Linked DNA regions of Mus musculus: regions 1 and 3 are each linked to region 2. A link is a loop called in an ENCODE intact Hi-C map of the cell type or tissue named here. Cell type or tissue: left cerebral cortex. All regions are shown on one strand. Region 1 holds the start of Zfp217 (zinc finger protein 217). Region 2 has its middle 25 kb from the start of Gm17619. Region 3 overlaps Bcas1 (breast carcinoma amplified sequence 1).

Region 1 (8,000 bases), 88 kb before region 2:
CATAGAGGGAAAGGGTTTCAGGAGCCTAAAGGAGCAAACCCCACACTTACCTAGGCTATCAACACTAGAGACTACAGTGACTCAGTGTCCATGTTCCTGGCACATCTGTACACATAAATACACACATATACACATCCATGCACACACGCACACACACACAGGCACACCATCATCAAACTGTAAGCCCTTTATGTGGCACCAAGAACTACATACTAAGCCACTTTTTCCCAAGTTTCTGCCCAAGGTTAAATGGGCAGAGTCTAAATCAGAGCCAATTTAACTACTTCAAGTAAAAAGCGAGCTCAGAAATACCCTTCACGCCCAGGCTGCACTGTCCTCAACCTCAGACTGCCCCTTCCTCCATTTACCATAAAGTTAAATAAATGCTAGTTACCTGCTTGCATCTCAAACTAAATAAAAGTAAAACCTCTTTTTAATAAATAAGACCATTCATTGCTGGAAAGATTTACATGTTAAGAGTTAAATCATCTACTACTAGGAAATAAAAACTGCCACCAAAACTGCTTGGTGTCCTGTTGAGCACTGGACCATCCAGAGTGTCAGACAAATGACTTCTTCCCATGATAACTGTTTTACAGCCACCTGGCCACTCAGCACTCCTAGATCTGAACCATCACCACAGTCACCCTGAAGAGAACCAGCCTGACCCGGGGGTGGGCAGGCCAAAGTCAACTGGAAATGCTAAAGAACAAAGCCAGGAAGAGGACTCACCCCTGCACGTACACCTTTGCTCAGCTGCCTCGCCAGGTTCATTGAATTTATTTCTCACCTTTATCATAAAATTACCAAACTGGCCCCAAATTTCTAGTAGCTCCTAATGTTGCCAGCCTGGGCAGGAAGCAACAGCCTGTTTAGAAAGCTGCAGTCAACAAGCGCTCAAGTGGAAGCTCTTCAGGCAGCACAGCATAAAGGGGTAATCTGTGGTAGCAGCTGGCTAACAGGGACTCCCCCCCACACACACACACACACAGTCCCCCATTTCTGTGGAAGCTAAACATATCCAAGAGCTGAGCTTGCTCATCAGAAGGAGGTTTTAGGAGAAAATGGTAGTGTACCCCTCTCCCATCCCCCACTAACTTCCTTCAAGGCAAGATTTCTATCTGCCCTCGTGGTCTGAATTCAAAACCCTTTGGCCCGCATACCATTGCAAATTTGCCTGGCTATATTACTGGCTGGCCAAGAACCTTAATCCAGATCACCTAACTGAAAGGCCAGCTTTTCAGCTCCTTCTACAGTGCCCCCACAAGGAGGCCATTAAGTGATATTCCACCAGACTTGCCCTACACAGCAAGGCCAAAGACATTTCCCTTGTGTAATAATACACCTTCCTCCACGAGCATTTAAACTAGTTAACAGCCATTCCCCGAAAAATCAGGAGGTGAAGTGTGAGATCTGAGGCTCCTCCACATTCACAGCTCGCTTTCGTGCCTGTAGCTAAACCTATCCTGGTTCACAATATTTATTAGGATAGAAATCCTTTAATTCAGTTTGAGTAGCTGGTCCTCCAGGTTTTTATTTTTTGATAACCCTAAATTAGAAATGATTCCATACGCTCAGCTGTGATCTACTAACTACATTTTGATACTAATAGTCAACAGTTTACCCAAACTGCCTGAAGTTGTTCTTTCTGATTCCAAAGATGGAAAAGCCACTTTTGATGTCTCAGCTTCCACTTTCCAGATTATTAATTACACACATAGCCACGGAATTAAAACTGCAATGAGGAATCAGGATCCAGCCATTTAAAACAAATTATAGCTAGTGACCTCAAAAATCCAAAATGCAGGCCACACAGCATACATGAGACTGAATAATCGAAGAATAATGCTTTTCTAGCCGCCTGGAAACCCAGCTTCCTATGCAGTACTTGAAGGCCCCAGTCATCTGTGTTCACAGCAGTCACACAGCAGATATTTTATGACGTCCTGTGTTTTAGGCAGTCAAGGGTCATTAAAACTACTCCAAAGTTCTTGTCAACCAATATCATGTTTGGAACGAGTGAGGAAAAGCCTGCCATTTGATAAGGTGAAAAAGGAGCTCATCTGGAACCCCAGCTCTAATCAGGCAGCTCCGAATGAAGAGGGCTCCTGGGTGGGGGATGGCAGCCCTGCTGTGGCAAAACAGCATTTCCTACTCAAGTGATGTTGAGGGAGAAAAGTGATTAGCACTTATCTGCCAGGAGACAGAGCCTGAGTCACGAGGGCCACTGTAGGCCTCAATTATTTCATCAGTTTATAAGAGACTTGATGATTATGTCTTATTTTCAGATTTCCTCCAAAACAAGCCCACTGGAAAGGATTAGGGGCTCCTATCCACCCCAAGTTTCTCTGCCAAAAATGGAGGCTAACAAAGAAAATGCAAATCCCTCCCCCGTGAAGAAGCCAGAGTCAGAACTTTCTCTCCCCCTCTCCCTCCCCTACCACCTGGGAGGGGAGAAAAAGAGAGAGAGCTATTATTAAAATAGATTCTTCAGCATAAAGGGAAAACTTTTCTAAGTGGTATCTTAGTTCCTTTTTTAAAGTAAGAAGTGAAAGGGGATAATGCGAAGCCAAGACAATCAGGGAGTGTCGATCTTTTCAATCTGCCAGTTATCCCACTAAAGGAAATCACACTGCAAAGTGTGGAGATGGAGTGAGGATGAAAGGAGTAAAGAAACGTGGCCTTCCTCCAGTCAGGTCTTCCCCCTGCTTCCTCCTCCTGCACACAGACCAAGGTGCAGTCTAAAGAGCCAAAATATGGAAGTTCCCAGGGATGACTAATGCTAACTATCCACAACTCAGTCTTCAGAGGTCACTGCCTCTTGGATTTTATACTTACATAACTGGAAAGCTGGCAGCATGGTGGAGGGACTCAATCAAATCAGGATTCAAAATTAAAACCAAAATAACCAGATAGCCTAAATATACCACCAGGCTCCACAGGTTTGAAAAAACAGTATCTAAAATAAATACGACTTCTCCAGCAGGAGGGGGAAAAGTCATCTACCAGTAAGGACACACCTTAAAAGTTCTCAGCACAGTAACTAAGCACCAACTAGTGGTCTGATAGATACACTCCCCAGACAGAAAGCAGTAAGGTTAGTTCTCTGCACTTGTCACTACAAAAAAAAAAAAAAAATTTTTTTTTTGAAACTAGACCTGTTACTAATCCTTCTCGAAACAAAAACTTAACATCTGATATCCAATTTGGTACCAAGGTGGTCGATTTACTCTGGGAAAAGTAGTCAAGAAGGCTGTGGACGTTTTTCTCTTACAAAGAGAGGTGAAAGGCCCCCTGAGGCCCCTACCTAGTTGCCAGGCATGGCCAGCAGCTGTGGCTACCCTGCCTCCTCTTTTGTTGGCCTTAATCTCATGTCAAGTTATTCAACCACCTCAAAAGGGATGAAGACATAATTGAATCAACCTGAACTAAATCAGACCTAGGCCTCTTAAAACATACAACTTAATGGCTCCAACCCATCCCAAACCAGGAAACTGGCCACGGGATCCTGGGGTACACATGGTGCCCTACAGCCCTGGACCCCAAGCTGGTGCCCCTTAATCAACGCATGCTCAGGAATGCCTGTTTCTCAGAGAAAGAAACTAAGGCTCACAGGACACAGCCCTTAAGGTTGGGAACGACCACCCCGAGCCCCCGACCCAAACAATAAAAAGTTTAAAAGTTTCTACTACTGTGTGAGTGCGGACCGGCCCCCACTGGGGGTCCCAGAAGTGGGCCCCCGGGACTTCGGCTCACTTCAGGAAGCAAACCTTTCGGGAAAAATCCCCGCCCGCTGTCCCCACCCCCACCCTCCCCGCCCAAGAATGCGCTTCCCGTGCGCCGAGGGTCTGAGGCGGGGGCGCCCTTCACTGCGCGCCCGCTCGCGTTGAGGCTAAACTGAGGCGCACGGGGCGGCGCCCTCGGATGTGCGGTGCCGCCTCCCGCCAACCCGCACGAACTTCCCACGGGAGTTTGCGGGACGTTCTAAGTTTGGGAGTGAAACCGAACACCTTCCTTGGTTGGCAGGACGCAGCTCCCGCAGGGGCCCGGACCCCCGACGGCCACGCCGCGCCGGGCAGGCCATTGTCTCGGCCGTCCCTCCCAGCCCCACGCGCGGCCGCAGCCGTGGGGACGCGGCCCCGGCGCCCCTTTACCTGCGGCCGTCCGGCTGCACCGCCCAGCCGCGGGGCTGAAGGAGCGGCAGAGGCGGCGCGGCCTTTGTGCGTCTGCCGCTAGCCCCGACGGCGCGGGGACCGGGACGGGGCCGCGCCATGCCCGCCTCCCACGGCCGCGGGCGCCGGGACCCCCACCCCCACAGAGGCTCCGGGGGGCCGGGCTCACCTCCGGCGCGGGGCGAGGGAGCGGCGCGGGCGCCCCCTACTCGTCCGCGCGGGGACAGTGCAGGCGCGGGGTCCCTGCGCGGGCGGGCGGGCGGCCGGCGTCCGGCGGGGGGACTGTTGGGGCAGAAAGTGCTCGCAGCAGCTGTTGCGCCCTCCCCCCCGGCCGCGCCGCCTGACGCCCCGCCCCCGGCCACGCCCCCTCTGTGACCGCGCGTGTGCGCAAGCGCGTCCCCGACCCGCCCACCGCTGCGGGCCACGCCCCCCTCGGACCCCCCGAGGCGCGAGCCCCGCGGAGCGGCGCGCGCACCCCACTCCCACCCCGTGGGCTCCCGCGCACGCGCGCCCCGCGCCGTGTCCCGCCATCCGGCCTAACGTGGCGCGCTCGCGCCCGGGCGGTTCCAGTGACAGGTATTCTGGGGATGGAGGGGGGGGCTGCAAACGCAGCACGCAGGCGCACAGCCAGTCCTCCCTCGCCGCCTCCCCCTCCCTTGCAAGGTGCGCCCCGGGAGGGGAGGGAAGAGGAGGGGAGGGGCCGGTTGCCCAACTCCCCGGTCGCCCAGAATCACGAACAACAACAATAATAATAATAAAAATTTAAAAATAAACCAACCTTGCCACTGGCTTCGGGAGCTCACAGGATAGCGGTGTTCTGAGGTGTTGTGAAGGTTAACACTTTCAGAGAGTCAATGTGAGGAAGGTCCGAGACCTAAAAAGAATAAATTTTCTCTTAAATTGTTATCTTCAAAAAGCCTTTTTATTTCTTCCTTAACACCCTGGGCTTGTGTTTCTATTATAGTTTCATATCTGAATTTGGACTTGGTACCTAATAAATCTTAGTTTGCAGAGAAATTCATTTGAGTGAAACTAGGCTTAAAAGTGTGCTCAAAAACAAAAACCACACACTTCTTTATGCCCATCTCACTTAAAGCGTTTCCCTTCTGTTTTGTTCCTGACTCGTATTAAAGATGAAAGAAGATAAGACAGGAAAAGGTTTGACTCCAAAGGCCTGGGACTGATGTCCCGTTTTAAGCAAGCCCCAGGGAGGAACTATGGCGGCCACAATCACATCCAATAATTTTTCTGCTCCAAAATGCAAATGAACTCAAATGTAAAATAGATTTATTGCTTAACACCGAACAGTCAACTTGTTTGTTTCTTTTTCAAGCTGGCCCTCGGTGTATCAAAAAGTGGGAAAACATCAAGAAAAGCATACATACCCATTTCCTAAATCAAAAAGAAGCGTGGGGGTTGGGGGGGAACGGGACAAAAAAGAACCGACCGGAACTGGTAAGCAACGCAGTCCTTAATAAATAGGAAGAAGAATTCAAGAAGACAGCTTAGCAAGGGGCAAGAACCTGCCTTGTAGAATGTTTTTGCTGTCATTTTACATAGAACTACCAACCCACATATGGTCTCGTTAGTCTTTTTTTTCAAAGGAAGTGAATCAATTACTTACTCACAATTAATTAGCATCGCTGGAAGTAGATCCTTAAGCCAGCCCTGATTCTCATCCAAGCCCAGAAGATATTGATCATTTTTAGTACTAGGGTTCCTTTTCTCACCACAGATTAATATCTTTCTCTAAAGTATTATATTTACCCTATAAATATCATAAACTATAATATTTATAAGGTTAAAGCCTTATAAATATTCACGATCAAAACGCAACAGCTCAGCAAGCATTCATAAGCAGAAGACTTCATTTAACTTTGACCCCCCCAAATTAAAAAAAAAAAAAAAAAACGAGGGAGGGGAGCTTTGCTATAAAACAAAGAAAACTATGACCAAGTAAAGTGGATAGAGGTTGAGCTTCAGTCCCCATGTTAATGGATAACCTTTGCACTCTGAAGCCTTGAATACTGTAAACACAATAGCTGATAGTTAAAAACCCTAGTGTGGAGATGGGACAGAAAGGAAAGTCCAAACGTCTCAGCAGCAACAGGGAAACAATCAAATATTTTGACAAACAATCATTTGGCTAAGAACAATGAGACTCGGGCTCTCAGACCTTGTAGCTACTGAGTTATTTTCAGAGTAAAGGAAGAAAGGGAGGGGGGGGGCGGTTCTCCATGCCCTCACAAAGCCATACTCTGTTAAGCCATTTTGGCATCAGATGGTCTGTTACTGTTTCTCATCCCTCTCCTCCCACCACCACAAATAAGGGGGAGGGGGACTTACTATGTTGTAGCTCTTAAAATTGAAAGGGATTTGCCTTCCCTGATCTATCTGCTAAGAGGTTTGTATGAGATCCTGATGTCTGAGCAAAGAATTACAAAGAACCTTCCCTCCTGGAGACGTGCCAACAAAACTGGGAAATCGTTGCAAAATTCTGCCAGTGACGGCTGAGCTTGCAAACACATACCGTGTTTTCCAAGGGACATGGAGAGATCGGAATTCCTGCCTTAGAATGCGGAGGCTCGTGCCTCGCGTTGATTTGGGACACAATTAAAAGTCGGAAAGTCACAGAAGAACCCGAGGGACGTTTGGTTTCGTAATAAGCAGCTAAGAACTCCCCACTCCTGGGCGAAGTGGAAACTGAAAAATCGAACGTTGGTCTCCACGGCCTTGGCCCCGCCCACGCGGAGCCCAGCTTCGCCATCACTCACTTCCCAGGCTGCGCTACCTCTAAAGGAATCAGGTGCCGGAGGACGCAGCCACGCAGAGTGGGACCCGGTTTTTCCGTCCCTGCTGCTGGGATCTGCACGTGTAGCCAAACTCAGGTCCCAATCCACATCCTGTACCCGACAAACCTCAGCCACCTCTCGTCTTTTTCACAGTTCCAAAACACCACCACCACCCCCCTACACACACACAAGACCTATTTCCCAAAGTGCGCTTATAAACTCACTCGCCATTATCTCTGATTTCATCTTAGTGTTAGCAGGCCGCTTCCTTAAACTAACATCTGATTTTCTATCCAGATCCTTTCCTGTATCCGAAAATCTAACAAAAACAAGAGCAAGTCTGGTTTTCTGTATATACATCTACAGAAATTATCTTTCTTGAGACTAAGTCCTAATTGGAAGTGCAGATGAAATGTACAGTCTTTCCCAAGTATTTATTTCACTGTGGAACAGATATAGAGAAACAGCTTGGAAACGAAATCCCCGGAGCTGCTGCAGAAACGGCGCAGACGCTCAAAAGAACTCAGTGTGAAGGACAGGAAAACCAGAAAAACTGCAGGCAGCAGGAAACAGAAAAAGTTAGTCCGAACCTGCATTTACAAACTACAAAGGGCATCTGAGAGGGAGGCAGTGGCAACACTCTTCCTTAGACTGAAAACACTAAGTTAAGGAGAGATAACAAAGCCGAGGGAGGGCACTCCACTTTCCCTTCCTAAATTTCAACCCCATGGAAGCCATCCGTTTTGAAAATACCCAGTAATGTGAAGCGAAAAGTAGATGGCAGAAATTACCTTTCAGGAGGGAAGGCGGTGCTGGGACCTGGAAATCCTAGGAGCCAGCCAGTCCACCTGGCCTGGAACAATACAGGAGGAGATGTGATTGCTGGTTTTTACAAGCAAACCAAGAAGGGAGGGGCTAAGCGCAAAGCTCAATTTAAATAGAGGTTGAGATATAATCCGACTTGATTGACTAAATCAACCTTGATTGGGCTGAGAACACCAGTTGATTCTAAGCACATCTGCCCTTTGCACAAGTT
Region 2 (8,000 bases):
TTGTTTTTTTTTTTTTTTTTAAGATTTATTTATTGTTATATGTAAGTACACTGTAGCTGTCTTCAGACACTCCAGAAGAGGGTGTCAGGTCTCATTATGGGTGGTTGTGAGCCACCATGTGGTTGCTTGGATTTGAACTCAGGACCTTCAGAAGAGCAGTTATTGCTCTTACCCACTGAGCCATCCTGCCAGCCTGTGAGACTTGTTTAAAATAAAGAGGGGGGGGGGAAGAGAGAGGTAGGTGCTGAAGAGATAGCCCAGTGGTTTAGAGCACTTGTTGCTCTTACAGAGGACCAGTGTTCAATTCCCAGCACCCACAGAGTGGCTCATGACCATTTGGAACTCCAGTTCCAGGGGACCCAAAGCCCTCTTCTGACCTCCGAGGGCACTAAACAGGCATGTGGTGCATATACACACATATTTGCAAGCAAAACCACTTATACATGTCAAATAATAAAATCTAAATAAATGAAAAAGACTTACCTACTATAATGCACATTTACAGTGCCTGACACTTGCTGGTGGGGGCTTGTCAGGTGACAAGCTGGCAGCTGAAAGATCAAGAGGGGCTGTGACAAGCGCAGCTTAAAGAAGGAAACATTTAGTTTGGCTCGCAGTCTAAGGGGATACAGTACTTCCTGCAGGGAAGGATACAGTGGTGTGGGTGTGGGCAGCTTTAGCTTGGTGGTGAGGATGTGAGCCCTCGACTGAAATCAGGATGTAGCTGGAGGGGAGCTAGCCTCATGGGCATGAAGCTGCCCATGAGAAAAACCCTGGTGGTGCACGACTGTAACCTCAGTACTGAGGAGGCAGAGGCGATGGGCCATCCTCAGCTACACAGGAAGGTTGAAGCTAGCCTGGGCTCCGTGTAACCCTGTCTCAAAACAAAACAGAGCAAAATGGAATAAGTCGACCACCAAAAGAAAGAAAGAAAAATAAAATATAAGTCAAACTGACTACAAGGGTTATAATAAAAGGCAGAAATAATAAACTAAAAAAGTTGTAGAGAAATTAAAAATCCCACATTGCCTGGAGGACAAGAATGTGGCCACCATGTTGAAAAGCAGTAGAATAAGAACTCAAAATTGAAACATAGAAGGGAGGAGCACAGCTCAGTGGGGAGCACGGACCAGTGGGAAGCATAGCTCAGTGGGCGGCATTAGCCTATCCTGCACAACATCCTTGGTTTGCTTACAATGAATGAACAATGAATGAATGAATGAATGAATGAATGAATGAATGAGTGAGTAAATGAAACATCAAATTCCCAGAAGACACAGCCACTGAACAGTTTGGCATGAATTCAAGACGACTGAATGCCTCCACGCTTGCACAAACAAGCCTGTGCCCGAGTGTTCAGAGAGTTTCTCCTGAGAAGCTGGAAGGCAGAAAGAGTCTGAGCTGCCTGTTACTAGGTGGATAAAGAGGCGGACTGTTCACCTAATGGAATATTACTTGGAAATAAAAAGGAGGGAAAAAGTGACACAGGCCATGTGCAGTGCTGAGAACACACCATCAGGATGAAGCCAGCTGCCAGCTGCGAAGACTCACCCATTACATAATTCCTTTGAACGAAATGTTCAAAGTGGGCAGAGACATAAAGTGACAAAGAGAACCAGTAGTAGCCTGGGACCAGGAAGGGAGGGGGTGAGAAATGTTCAAAGTGGGCAGAGACATAAAGTGACAAAGAGAACCAGTAGTAGCCTGGGACCAGGAAGGGAGGGGGTGAGAAAGGCTTGCAATGGCACAGGCTTTCTTTCTGGGGTGAAGGGACTTGAATCAGGAAAGGGTGCCGGTCTCACAGTTTTCAGAACATTCTACAATGCCCGTGACATTGGTCACTTTAATTAAATGGGTGAAGTTGGGCTCAGTAGATGACTCAGTTGAGTGAGGGTGCCTGCTGCCAAGGTCGCGACCTGAATTTGATTCTCAGAACCCACATAGTGGGAAGAAAGAACCAATTCCTACATATTGTCCTTTAAATGCTATGCACATGCCTTGGCTCGTATGCCCCGAGTGCCACACACAATGGATGCAATTTTAAAAGGGCACGTGTTATTATGGGTGGATTATGACTTAGTTTTTAAAAGGAGGAAGGGCAGAAATGAAGAGTTCCATGACGTGCTCATCTCATTGGGAGCTTAATCTCCCCCAGACGGTCCAGACAGAAGGCACACAGTACTCTTGGCACACCTGCAAACCAGGCCCTTAAAACGGACACCACCAGGTTTTGTTCCAAGCATGGTGGCTTCTACCTGTTATCCCAGCTCATAGGCACAGGGAGGCAGTAGGATCAAGAGTTCAAGGTTGGGTGACTGCTCTTCCAGAGGTCCTGAGTTCAATTCCCAGCAACCACATGGTGGCTCACAACCATCTGTAATGGGATCCGATGCCCTCTTCTGGTGTGTCTGAAGACAGGTTAGCCTCAGCTATATAGTGAAATCCACAGATCCATCCAAGTTAGCCTGGCACACATGAGACGCTTCAAATAACAATGATAAAAAGGGCTTGTGAGATGTCCTGGTGGGTAAAAGTGCTTGTGCCCCAAGATCGGTGACTTGAGTTCCATCTCTGGACACACAGCACAGGTGGAAAGAAGTTGACCTTTGATCTCCACATGCACGCGGTACACTTGTATTCTGTCCCTACCCTGCATGCACACATGCACGCGTATAGATATACACACGTACACACATACACACACATAGTGACAATAGATTTAAACATGTAAAAGACACCCATATTTTGTGCGAAGTAGAATGAATGAGGTCTAAAGGCTCAGACTCGAGGTGAGGGAGCCCCAGAACGTGGAAGATGGACCACCACCTGCTAGGAGGCAAAGAACAACACTTCCATAAAGATTCTAGGGCACTGTGGCTCTACCACCTTGTTTCCGAACTCCCGTCCTCTGAAATTATTAGGCTGTGAATTCCAGTTGTTTTCAGCTCCCTGATTGATTGGTTATAGGTTGCATTTTTTGAGAAGTTAAGACAGAGCAATAGTGGGGTTTTTTTGTTTTACATTTCAAGAGCAATGGGGAAGCAGGAAACAAGGGGCTATGGTTATGGAGTGGGTGGGAGGTGTGCTGGCTAGTTTTAAGTCAACTTGTCACGAGCTAGAGCCATCTGAGAGGAAGGAACCTCAATTGAGGAAATACCTCCATGAGATCAGGCTGTATGCAAGCTTGGGCGATATTTTCATAATTAGTGATCAATGTGGGAGGGTGCAGCCATTGTGGGTGGGGCCATCCCTGGGCTGGTGGTCCCAGGTTCTACATGAAAGGAGCCTGAGCAAGCCAGAGGAAGCAAGCCAGTAAGTAGGGTCCCTTCATGGCCTCCGCATCAGCTCCTGCCTCCAGGTTCCTGCCCTGTGTGAGTTCCTGTCCTTATTTCTTTCAATGATGAACAGCAATGCAGAAGTGTATGTCAAATAAACCCTTTCCATACCCACTCACTGTTCAATCAAGGTGCTTTGTTGCATCAACAGAAACTTTGTCTAAGTCACTCCCTTGGTCACATTTGTCAGAGTATCTTGTCATAGCAACAGCAAATAAAACGAGGGGGATACATATGTGTGTGTGTGTATTATAGATACATACACATGGTTGCGAAAAGAGAATCATGTACTATGCGATGCCTTTAATTTATAGAATTACCTCCTCCTTGTTTCCTTCCCTCCCCCTTCCCCCACCTTACCTTTCTTAAACGCTTTCTTTTTAATTACATTGCCTAGCTGTGTATGCGCGTGAGCACGGGCATGTGCCTGCCGTGGCACATTGTGTGGAGGCCGGAGGCTTGCAGAATGCAGACACATGCATTCTAAATGGCCTCTCTCTGTATGTCAGTCCACGGTGGCACGTTCTCCTTTAAGACACTAACATCCAGCAGGACGTGACAAATATCCTCCTTATTCACTCACACACACAAGAGCCGAATAAAGACACACCCCTAATTTTAAAATCTCCTGAAATGAGCACGTGTAGCCCCACTCTCTTCTGCCTCAAACTATCCACCACCACCTCCCCGCCCCCACATGGTCAACACTGCCCTCTGTCAGCGCTAGACTGAGACTACCACAACCTCCTCACTTCTTATTCAGAGGAAGTGCTAAAATTCCCCATTATTTGTTGATCCCCGGCAGAGTGATAGAACCCTTAAGCCTAATTATGTGCCGAATGGCCGGGATGTTGGCAGAATGGTAAACTCCTTTGGCTAACGCCCGGCATATGTTGGAGGGATTCAGCTAGCTCACATATCTGTCTGTACTGTTAATAGAGTAGGTTCCATGCCAATTACTCAGGCATCCATCAGCTCGGCAGGGTACAATGGGCGCAGTGTTCACACACTGGATGGGTGCATTCCCATCTCCGCATCAGCAGCAGCTGGGCCAGATAAAGACCACTGGCCTTCCAGACTTAGGAGTGTGCTAGCACGGAGCCGAGCTCACACCATCTTCAAATTCCTGCAGGCATCTTTCACCTGGATTCTTCTGGGAGGGGGCGGGGGTGGGTGGTGAGGGGTGGGGTGGGGGTGGGGGATAGTGGGGGTGCAGCTCACTAGTCTTCAGTCATTTCCTGCTCAGACTTGCTGGCTGTCTGGGTGGAGGTGCAGAGGAAGAAAAGAGAAACAAACCACAAAGTTTCAGTGACAGAAGACACAATAACAGGAGAGGGTAAATAGATCCCAAAAAAGAGAGAGCCCGCTCCCCGCTCGCGCTCTGGCGCCTGGTTTTAGAACCATCGGTCTAGGATATCTTTCCCCACAAGAGTTTGTTCTTGTGCGGGAGGGAGCCTGCCTCTGCTCTCTTCCTTTTGATGTTTCTTCTTCGTTCCTTCTCCCTCTGACGCAGAAAGGTGGGTTGGAAATCTTGCAGTATCATCAGAAAAAAAAAGAAAAAAATAAAAAGATGCTGCTTCTGGTGGTATTTTTAACCAAGCACAGAAGCCGAAATGTCTAGAACGTGGATAGAGAAAGCCCCGGCTCTCTTTTCAGACTATCCTCCAATGTGGCGGGCACAGAGCGCCGCACCAGAGACGGGAGTCAAAATGGCAGATGTTGGAGGCTCGGGGTTGGGGATGGGGGTGGGAGGCAGATAATCTGAGGCTCGCCAGCGACTTCTCCCATGATTCCCATTCACCCTACTTCTCAGACCCCAGCGCGAAACAGTTGCTGTCCACTTGCCTAAGACTCCACAGCCAAGTCCCAGTGTAACAACAAATAAACAAAACCTAGTGGGTCCTAGGACCAGCCTCTCAGGGTCGCCTTGGCACTCGCTGGCCGGCCTCCTTTTTAAAAATCACCCACAGCTATTGAACAGGCAGATACTACATGCTAGTCATCATTTGCGTGTTATTTCAGCGGGTGTCTTCTTCCTCCGTCTCCCCGAGGAAAATACAGTAATTAACTCCATGCAGAAGGGGGAGGGGATCTCTCTCTCTCTCTCTCTCTCTCTCTCTCTCTCTCTCTCTCTCTCTCTCTCTCCTCCCTCCCTCCCTTCTCTGTTTTTCCCCCTCCTTAGGCTTGAAAAGAGATTCTAGCAGATAATTTGGCTGAACATGAAAAGGGAGACTCTGCTCACAGCCGCCCGGATAAAGTGCTAGGTTGGTGAAGCTCCGAGGACCGAGCTGGTTATTTCATGACATGAAAAGCAGACATTTATCTGTTCCCATGGAGATGCAATTTCTACTAGTCAATCAGGCCCAGGGGAGGTCAGACAATAGCCAGTAGGCCCCTTTTTTTCCATCTTGAGAGACACTTAATTCTGGTTGTATTTGAGTATTTTCCTAAATTTAAAGGCATCAAAAATGATCCCTCAGAAATACCTGTAAACTAAACTGTGACATTTTCAAGTGATCAAAACAGAGCTGGGAATTCCTGCTTCTCCAGAGAAGTTGGGATGTAGCCCCCCCCTTCGAGTTTCAAATCCTCCCTCTAGTATGTCACAATCCCTCTTTGCATAAATTTGGTTTCCAAACTTGACCCTAGCCTCCTTGAGAAAACAGTTCATGAGGAGATAAATTAAGAACCGAACCCCCGCCCCCCCCTCCCCCGCTCCAGCACAGTTGTGGGGCAAGAAGGAGGCTCCCGGTACACCATCATCCTGGAAACCAGAGAAGGGCACACCAGAAGCGAGCACAGCCCAGAACTGCCGTGGCTTCAATAAATTATAAACTGGGTTCTCCGTATTTCCTCGCCTGAAAACTATACCCACAGCAGCGATCACGACTGCTCTGCTCTTCTGTATCTGTTATCAATCCCAGAACACACGAATCATGTTCATTAGCAAATCGTGTTTTTATTGCAGTAAATGCTTGGCGAAGTGAGTCTCTCTCAAACACATGGAGACTTTTTTTTTTTTTTAACACAATCTCACAAGTGTCTTTTCCTCCCTCCTCCCCTTTGATCGCTTTTACGCATGCCTGAGGCAGAAGAAAATGGAACAGAGGGCTTCCAAGAGCTAATTGGGGAGGGAGAAGGCGTTTACAGAGATCCTGTTTCTAAACGCTGTTTGCTGGTCCAGCCCCCATCGGAGAGCCACACGACCCGACGTGACCTAAAACAGGATGGTGACGCAACAGAATGGACCTAGCAAGATGGCATTTTATCTCTCAGCAACTTCACTCCGGTTAATGGAGCCGCTCAAGTGCTGCTCAAATGCACGTCAGGAGCGCAAACCGGAGGCTGCGGGGTTACAATCCGGAAGCCTCAGGGTCTCCCTCCTCTCCAGGAGCCAGCAGGGAACAAAGGCACCGACAGACAGGGCCCATGAGAGTGAGAGAGAGAGAGAGAGAGAGAGAGAGAGAGAGAGAGAGAGAGAGAGCTATTCCAATGTGGATGATAATGAATGATACTCCACGTTTAGGAAGCAAGGAACAGAAATTCATTTGCGACGTACAGGAAGCGGGCAGGGGAACGATCCTCGTGGGATGGCACTTGCTGATGTCGTTAGGCTATTCTTTTCATTTGATCATTTTAGTTTAAGCACTTCTAAAAAGTATATGTTCACCCTCATTAGAAAGTTCAAAGTGGAGATGGCTAGTAACCACTTGACGGCATGATACTTCCTTCCAGAAATCTTCCCTAAATGCAGTCTTTTTTTTTAAAGAATTATTTGTTTTATGTATATGAATATGCATAGTTTTAAATACCTCACTGGTTTCATTTAACACATGGCTGTGAACTTTTTTTTACCCTTAAATAAAAAAGAAAATGTCTATTGTAAACAATTTTCAGGACATATATTTTAAAGAACGAGCTTCCAGCTTAAGCGGGGTGGGGGCTGGAGCAGCAGGGTGGAGGGGGTGGGCAGTACACCAGTGTGAGCTTCCCCTCCCCCACAGACAGTGGCTGCAGTTTTCTGTGCCCTCTTTCAGGGTCTTATAGATCACACTAGTGTATATCAGACACCTTGATTTTACACAAGTATCCTTTGTCTTCGTGGTAGAAAACCTTGATCGTTTTAAATAATGGCAAGGTGTCTCTTTGAATGCTACCCCTTTTCGTCCTTCATCACGTCCCTCTGGTGGGCTTTCAGCTTTTGCTGCCCTAAACCGTGCTGTGGTCAATTCTCTATTATCTTGCACACCTTGAACATTTTCTGCTTCTATTTCCCCACACCTGGCCCCAAGATGCCTGACTCCAAAGGGGAAACCAGTTAAATTAACTTTGTGTTAAGTGACGGTATGAGCGTACCATTGGCTCTTCTGTTGGCTTTTGCTCTGTCTGTTTGCTTTCTGCATTGCTCAGAGTAAAATCTCGGGGCCCCCGTCCCCGCCCCCGCAAATGCCTGCTCTTCTCCCCAGCCATTTTCTTAATGTCTCTCCGAACGTGGGCATGACAGACTCCAGAAAAACAAAGGAAGTGGCTGTCCCTCAGGGGTCAGCCTTCCCTGGATCTCCTGTTCCATAGCTCCTGCCTGCTTCAGAGTAGAATAATTCTTTCATCCCAGGTTCAGAAAAAGATTGAAAGCCGCCACTAACAACTTAGGCGTAGCTTCCCACA
Region 3 (8,000 bases), 120 kb after region 2:
TGCTGGGCTTTGATAACTTTCAGTCCACTGAGCCTTCATGTCCCAGGTGGCTTCCCGTCCTCTCTGCTTCTCAGCTGTTATCATTCCCACTCAACAGAAGAGCTCAGCAGAAGAATGAAGGTCTCTGACTTAGGGTTTTACTGCTGTGAACAGACACCATGACCAAGGCAACTCGTACAAGGAGGTTCAGTCCATTATCCTCAAGGTGGGAATATGGCAGCATCCAGACAGGCATAGTACAGGAGGAGGTGAGAGTTCTACATCTTCATCTGAAGGCTGCTAGCAGAATATTGACTTCCAGGCAGCTAGGATGAGGGTCTTAAAGACCACACCCACAGGGCCACACCCACTTCAATAGGACCACACCTTCAAATACTGCCACTCCCTGGGCCGAGCATAAACAAACCATAACAGTCTCCAACTCGTTCAAGCTCTCAGGACTATGGATCAACTGGGTAGATGGCTGATGGATTGCAACCAACACTGGCACTTAGAGATGAATGTTTTGCCGGGTGGTGTTGGCACACGCCTTTAATCCTGGCACTGAGGCGGCAGAGGCAGGTGGGTCTCTGTGAGTTTGAGACCAGCCTGGTCTGCGTTGCAGTAGGACCAACTTGAGCTTATCACTGACTATCTACAAATAGATGAGACTCAGACTGTGGTTATTTTATTTGGCTTTGACAATTACTCGGGCGTGGGAGGGGTAACCACTAACCTCCTTTTCTAACTGCTGGCCTGGTACCTCCCCCGAGGTGTGCCCCAGATACTTGCTGTTACCCTGACCATATATGCTCATGGTCAGTCTCCCCTCACGACAGCTTCCTCCCCTCCTCCTCTCCCTCCTCCTCCTCCCTCTTCTTTCTACTCCTCCACGTTCTCCTCCTCTTTCTCTCCCTCCTCTCCTTCCTCCTTTTCTTTCTCCTCCTCCTCTCCCTCCTTCCCCCACCCCCTTTTTCCTTCTCCTCCTCTTGGTTTCTCTTCTCCATCCCAACCAGGTAACTCAAAACCCACCTACCTCTAATCTCTCCAGACATTGGCTGTAGTCAATTTTATTTTAACCAATAATTTTAAATTAAGGAACAAGGTTTGCATAATAAAAGCATGTGAACAGAATTCAGTCACAGGCCTAGATCTCTGGTAAAGAATTTAGCATTATAATACATAGCAACAGAGCAAACCTTCCTGCTACAGAGTGAGTTCCTGGACAGCCAGGGCTGTCTCTGCAAATAAACAGTAAACAAAAACAAACAATAAAAAAATAAATGAATGTTTTGGTAGGTATCTTTTTTTTTAAAGGATTTATTTATTTTACTTATATGAGTACATTGTAGCTGTCTTCAGACACACCAGTAGAATGCATCAGATCCTATTACAGCTGGTTGTGAGCCACCATGTGGTTGCTGGGAATTGAACTCAGGACCTTTGGAAGAGCAGTCATTGCTCTTAACCCCTGAGCCATCTCTCCAGCCTGGTAGGTATCTTTTTTAATGGTTAAATTCGTTGAAAGGTTTTATCTAAGTGGGTATATCTGTTTTATATACAAAGATTTTTTTAAAATTATGTTCATGTGTTTGTATATGGGTTTATATGTGCACATGAGTACAGTGTCCCCAGAGGACAGAAAGACTCTGGATTCTCTCAAGCTGGACTTACAGGCAGTGGTGATCTGCCCTGTGTGGGTGCTAAAAACATGACTTGTATCTTCTATAAGAACAGTATGTGCTCCAAACTACCAAGCCATCTCTCCAGAAATATCCAGTGGCTATTTCTTATAGTTGTTACTTAAGCTTAAAAAGAACGTGCTGTATTTTGTGATTAATATCTGATGGATAATCAGCCACTTGGCAGATATTGCCCAAATTGTGTTTTATTAGACCTTACTTGAAACCAAAATGCCAGATTAATTATGTCACCTTCTATGGCTACCTGTAGGGAGAAGGGGAGAGAGAGGGAGAGAGAGAGGGAGAGAGGGAGAGAGAGAGAGAGAGGAGAGAGTTTGTGGGTGTCTGTTGGGGATCAGAGTCGTCCTCACGCTGAGATGTTTTCTGCCACAGAAACTGTACTGCCAGCTTATAGACAGCTTCAGATTCTTACAGCGGACTCCTTCACATCCTGGAAGATCAGTTCTATGCTGTCTCCTGGCCTCTGGCCTCCAAGGCACGCTACCCAGCCAGCCATATTGAACTACTTACCGTCCACTCTGGGAGGATTCTATACTTCGGCACTCCCTGTTCCTCTGGGAACCCTTGGCCAAGCCTTCTTCATTCTTCTTGGATGAGCTCAACTGTTCCCTCTGTGAAGGCCACCCTCCACTCAAGCGGCCTGGAGCCGTGCTTTCTCTCAGTCCCACAATGTCACATCCTCACACGGTCCTCACGACTTTTCTCATTCCTTCCTGCATCTCCTGTAGGCTTTTAAGAGCAGATGTTGGCCTGGCTGGGGCTGTAGCAGAGGGCTTTCCTGCCATGCACAAGATCTCAGGTTTGATCTTCAGTACCACATGAACTAGCTACAATGACACATGCTTGTAATCCCTACACTCAGGAGGCAGAGCCAGGAAGATCGGAAGTCTAAGCTCATCCTTGGCTACGTAATGAGTTCAAAGCCAGCCCAGTATACTTGAGACTCTGTCTCTGAAACATAAAAGTAATGGTTTTGGTTGGGTTTCAGCCTGGGTCAACACCGTTGTTACTCTCTTTGGGCTCAGTTATTTTTAATCTGTAAAATGGGGGAGTAAACAAAGTATTGACTGCACAGCACCTGACTTCTAGTGAGGGTCCATGCTAGCTCCTGGTATCTTCATTCTCAGACCACACACCCAGTGGGTGCTTCGTGGTGTGGTCTCTCAGGGGTTTTCCGAATTTCTCCTACATTGGAACTGCCTGGAGGCTCCTTAGGGACACCGGTGGCTGGGTCCCGCTCTGGGGACTTTAGGTCAGAGTGTCTGGATTAGAGTGTGAGGGCCCTGTATCCCTATTAAGCTTCTCTGTCAGTGCGGCATCTGCTGGTTCAGGACAAACGACCGAGAGCCCCTGAGCTGGCCACCTGGTACATAGATGTGATTAGCATGATCAAACATTTGGAGCGGAGCGAAGCTCACCGGCGCATATGCTCACCCACTCTCAGGCCTAGTGGGCCCATCAATCTAGCAGCTCAAATGGCATTCACTGAGCACCTGCTAGGCCCATGCTAGACCACCGGACAGTGTCTATGAAGCACAGAGAGGCAGTGACCTAGAGAAGCCCAGCGCCTAACGACGGTGCTGTGGTGGCTGAGCCTTGGCTCACACGGGTCCTGTTAGCAGAAACTTCATAGGCGTGGTTGGTTTGGGCATTCCTGTCAGCTGCTGTAGTCATCGTAGCTGCCTTCTCAAGGCCGAGTTCACTCAAACAGTCAGGTGAAACTGATTCTAATAATCCCATAATCCCCTTGCCTAGAAGGGCACTTATCACCTGTCACTAGTTGTAGTCCAAAGTTAACCCATAGAACAAGGCAGAGCAAAGCCTTTCGGGACCAGAGCCAGGCTGTGGCACAACACCTGTTATATGTAAGGATGCATTTCATTGTCAAGTCAGAACAATCTCTGAGAACCAAAGCCAAGGCTGTCGCAAACACCATGCGTCAGATAAATAAATACCCTTTTGGCTAGTATTAGTTGTTCATGGGAATAGGGGGCTTCTGTTTCTTAGACTCCGGCTTTCCTGTGCAGGAATGGCTGCTATTTTACTGAGTACTGATTGTGTGAGACCCACTGCACTGTTAATGGTGATCACTGCAAGCCCACTATCGCTATCTCCTTATTACAGTAGGAAGCAGAGATGCTAATTCACCCGACCGATAACATGCGTACTCGCGTGCACGTGCACGTGTGTGTGTGTGTGTGTGTGTGTGTGTGTGTAGGGGGGGCGCAGGTTGTGGGAAATTATAGAAGCAGTCAAAGGTTGCTCGAATGCTTGGCAACCACACATTCTCCCAAAAGCTTCTTGCAAGGTGGGACAGAAAGGACCAGAAATCTCACCTGGCTCCTCCTTGTTTGAAGGGCTGTGGGGATCATAGATAGCAACTGACCTGCCCGGTTTCTCTCAACTCTTCCCGTTTTCTTAGTGAAACCTGACAGTATTCTGGAAGTTAGTCAACAGACAGACTCTTGGTTCAATTTCCTGGGTAGGCAATATAGTCGGAAGCAGCTTGGTCAGTCTGCGGAACCCAGTTCCTGGGCGCCCCCATGTGGTCGGATTACGTAAAAGGCGTTTGAATGATGGTGTCACTCCCAAGACATGAGCTCCTTCAAAGGCAATAGTTGCCAGCTGGGGCCATTTTGTCAGGAAGCACCTATTTGGAAATCTGAAACAAATGCACACAGGGTCCCTGCCAATCAGCTCCTAAGAAGATGTAAGGAAACACTTAAAGTCCGCGCAGGGAGGTGGGGGACGAAGGGGGGGAATGGAGGGGGGAAGGGGAGAGGGCACACAGCTGAAACTTAGATAAACGCATCAAGAAGGCTGTGTGTGCGATCCTGTCAGGCAGCGTGACCTGTATCCTGGTTTCTGTTAAATCATGTGGTTGGCTTCCGCCTGGCAAGTGAGAGGCCCCAGGGTGCAGAGGAGCGGGAGGTAGCTTTATGGGTGGCTACACAGAAGCCAAAAAAAAAAACAAAAAAACAGTCTAACCTCTGGAGAATCGACCCCTGGCCCAGTGTCTCTGCCTCCACTACAGACTGAAGAATCAATGTCTGGACGTTGCTTGCTGTCCTTTCCCCCCTTGTTGCTAACAGGCAGTCTTTCAGGGGCCCACGCTGCTCCACAATCCACAGAGTAAACACAGTCCTGACCAGGGACAAACCCGACTCTGCACACTGTGCCAAACTGCTTACTTAAGGGCTCTAAAGAGAACGCCGAGAGTGGTTGAAGCTGAGCCCCGTCAGCAACCCAGCCCTAATCTTGGGGTTTGCACCGTGGGAAAGTGGGTAACTGCTGCCCTTTCCCTCTCCTTCCTCACAAGCAGGACAGGGAAGGATTTTCTCTTCCATTTGTGTTCATTACCACGCTGCTGCCCCTCCACCCTTGTACCGCTGGAAATGGAACACAAGGCCCCGTTTGTGCTGGGCCAGTACTGTAGCTCTGAGCTACACCCTAAGCTCCAGTTTATTGCTCCAGGACCTGGCTGGGGCTCTGGGACAGAAGAGACCACACCTGCAAGTCCTGGATGTGGACACCTAGCCTTCTTCTGGGACTTTGGGGGGAGCCAGAGGGGTACGTTCTGGACTTTTAAAATCTAATGAGACCCCCACTGCTCTGGGTGTGTGTGTGTGTCTGGACTATATCTGGATTGTTTGACTGTTTGCATGGTGCTTGGGGGGTAGGGATTGAGAGAGAGAGAGAGAGAGAGAGAGAGAGAAGAGGGGGAGGGAGGGAGAAACAGAAACAGAGAGAAACAGAGAGAGAGAGAGAGAGAGAGAGAGAGAGACCTGTGTTTAATGAGCTACAAACAAAACAGTCTCTCTCTGGCTTTCTTTTTCCCCTCCTATTTTTTGGCAGCTCTTTAGGTTTGTGGCTCCTTCCCCCCCCCCCGCCCCCCTCCCCAGGATGAATCCAAGAGTGGCCTCGGGCTGCTGGGAACAACTGCTCCTTTGAGTGAACTCTTTTATGGATATTAGGCAAACAATTTCTGTCAGCAGGAACTGGGAGGCATCACTGAGAACATGCATGCACGTGTGTGTGTGTGTGTGTGTGTGTGTGTGTGTGTGTGTGCACTTGCATGTGTGTGTGTGTAACTTGCACGCACAATGCCGGGCATCTCATCTCACTAGCTCCATCCTTGGGAAAGGCACGTCTTCTTGGCAAGAGAGAGGAGACACTTCCCTGAGCACCTACAAACAAATCAGCGAATCATTAACCGACTCATGGTGACAACGGGCACCTTTGTCCCTCTCCTCCCGCACGCACGTCTTTACTTGGTTTTTCTTTGGGGCTAGGATTCTGGGTTGTTTCGGTGCCTGTCAGGTTTGCTTCTCACTCCTCACTCCACCTGCCAGAGCTTGGTTGGGCTCTGTGGGCCGAGCTCTCAGTTTCTTGCCCCCTCTTTGTCCTGTGAACTTTCTGTGCGATTTAGGGAGTGCCTTGCTGGGGCAGTTAGTGAACTCTGCATCAGAGAAAGGATTGCAACGGAAAACGCAACCTTCACAGGAAGCACAAAACTTGCTTCTTAAACTACAGCTGGGTTTACGGTCCCAGCAATAAATCACTGAGTTTGTGGCTTAAATTTCCTGGCCTTCATAAAAACAAAAGCAAACCACAATTTCATTAAGAGTGCCCTCTTCTTCAGCCTAGGAGAAGGGAGGGACCAGGAATAAACACCCGGGAGGGGCTTTGCTGAGCTTCTCTCAGACAACCCCTCTCCCATCCCAATTTAGAAACTGGAGGTTGCTATTGCCTGGTGGCCAGAGTCAGTCACTCCCCACTGCTTCTGCGCCTCCCAATCCTGCCTGTTAATGTCTCTCATCTCAGCCTGAGGCGCCGGTGCCCTGTAAGGTGAAACTGGCCAACTTCCTCTACAGGCTGAGCTAGCCCAGAGGCTGGCAAAAGGTCACAGCAGGCGTCACCCCCAGGGATCTGCAGACAAAGGAACTGACAGCTGGCTGGTCTCATTGGTGTCAACTCAGAAGGACTGGGTAGTGTGGCCACTTCTCCCCCTCTTCCAGTTTTCCCAAGGTGCTTTTAGCACCCTACCCCAATCTTTCCAGCAAAACCTTCTAGCATGGTACGGGACTCTGAACCCGGCAAGGAACAGACAGTGATTTCCAAATCAGGTCCTGAGGATCCAGGAAACAAGTTTAGCTTAAAGGAAACCACTGCTGATCTGTATTTGAAACCCAGAATCCAGTCAGTGTGCTGGCAGGCCCCAGGCCCCAGGCCACACTGCCTTACTTCCTCCATATCTGGGGGCCTCACAGACATGGCTGCTCTCTGGATACATTTACCAGTTTTCCAGTCTGTTCTGTCCTAGGTGTGGTTCCTGTGCTCTCATTCACGCTAGGACAAGATAGATGGCAATGTTTATTTCTGACCCCTGTGAGACAGTCTCATGTTCTGCGTGCGTGTGTGTGTGTGTGTGTGTGTGTGTGTGTGTGCATGAGCGTGCATGTGTGTGTAAAACCTGCCAGTGTGTGTGTGTGTGTGTGTGTGTGCAAATTTGCTAGTCTGGCAAGAATGAATATATTCTAAAGGGACACCCGCGATCCTCTTTGACTATAGACTATGGAAACAACCAATCTCAGAAAGTTAAAATTTCCCCAGGAGACCCCAGGAGGAGAAGGAAAAGGCTGAAGCCCTGGGGTGGGGGTGGGGGATGGAGAGGGAGGGAGGAGAGGGCTGGAGGAGGAGTTTACTGGAGAGAGCATCACTGCTCCTAGGAGAGACTTGGAGCTGAGGTAGAGGTGAGCAGGGAACCGCCCCTGGGCTGAACTGCTTGGCTATGCAGTCCTGTTTTCGACTTGAAGGACCTTGAAGGCAGCCTGTGGGAGGCAGGAGAGACTCTTGAATCTTTCTCCCTCTTCCCAGTGTGGCCACATGGAAGAATCTGTTTTTTAATATTAATTTGGCTCTTTTAATTGGCTTATGAAAGACTGGAGGTCAAACCTGGTTTGCTAGGGCAGAGGCTGTGAACTGATCATATGTGCACACCAATGTATTCCTGCCTATATGAGTTTGCAGTATGAATGTTCACGAACACAGAGTCGTGTGTGAGAGTATATCTGGACACGTGTGTGGGCATTCATAGTGTACACTGTCTTCCAGCTGCTTACAAAGACGCAGCCCTTGTAGAGAGCGTTGTCAGCGAGCTGCACTTGAAGTTTAGAATCAAAAGCTTTTCTAAAATGTAATATTTTTTTATTAAATTGGGAAAAGAAAGGTACAATACAGATGACTATCAGTCAATCATATGGTACTTGGCAATTCCATCTTAATGGATTCACAGTCCAATTCAGTTCTCTGTACAAG

Evidence for each region. Hi-C counts contacts between places; a loop is a spot of excess contacts. Peaks named below come from ENCODE experiments on the same cell type or tissue, not always from the same donor. Only the 100,000 strongest peaks of a DNase experiment are listed, where the experiment ranks them.
Region 1: it touches region 2 in a loop (3-fold over the local background); 20 of 42 quality-filtered maps call a loop at or near these places.
Region 3: it touches region 2 in a loop (2.4-fold over the local background); 5 of 42 quality-filtered maps call a loop at or near these places.

The regions. Positions count from the first base shown.
Region 1 is chr2:170,126,707-170,134,706 of GRCm38, forward strand. It overlaps Zfp217 (zinc finger protein 217), which reads right to left and starts at 4,514. Exons shown (of 6, transcript NM_001033299.3): 1 at 4,342-4,514. In left cerebral cortex, a CTCF peak has its summit at 4,394; DNase peaks (open chromatin) are centred at 3,474, 4,600, 4,717, 6,697 and 1 more place; H3K4me3 peaks cover 3,127 bases; H3K27ac peaks cover 1,171 bases.
Region 2 is chr2:170,214,613-170,222,612 of GRCm38, forward strand. No RefSeq gene overlaps it. Among named protein-coding and RNA genes, the nearest start is that of Gm17619, 25 kb to the left of the region's middle. In left cerebral cortex, a CTCF peak has its summit at 4,053; DNase peaks (open chromatin) are centred at 1,486, 4,083, 4,268, 4,895 and 2 more places; H3K4me3 peaks cover 1,792 bases; H3K27ac peaks cover 2,052 bases.
Region 3 is chr2:170,339,118-170,347,117 of GRCm38, forward strand. Bcas1 (breast carcinoma amplified sequence 1) reads right to left here. Exons shown (of 13, transcript NM_029815.2): 13 at 7,874-8,000. Among named protein-coding and RNA genes, the nearest start is that of Gm39999, 5.5 kb to the left of the region's middle. In left cerebral cortex, a CTCF peak has its summit at 4,223 (motif pointing left); DNase peaks (open chromatin) are centred at 4,229, 4,996 and 6,592; H3K27ac peaks cover 279 bases.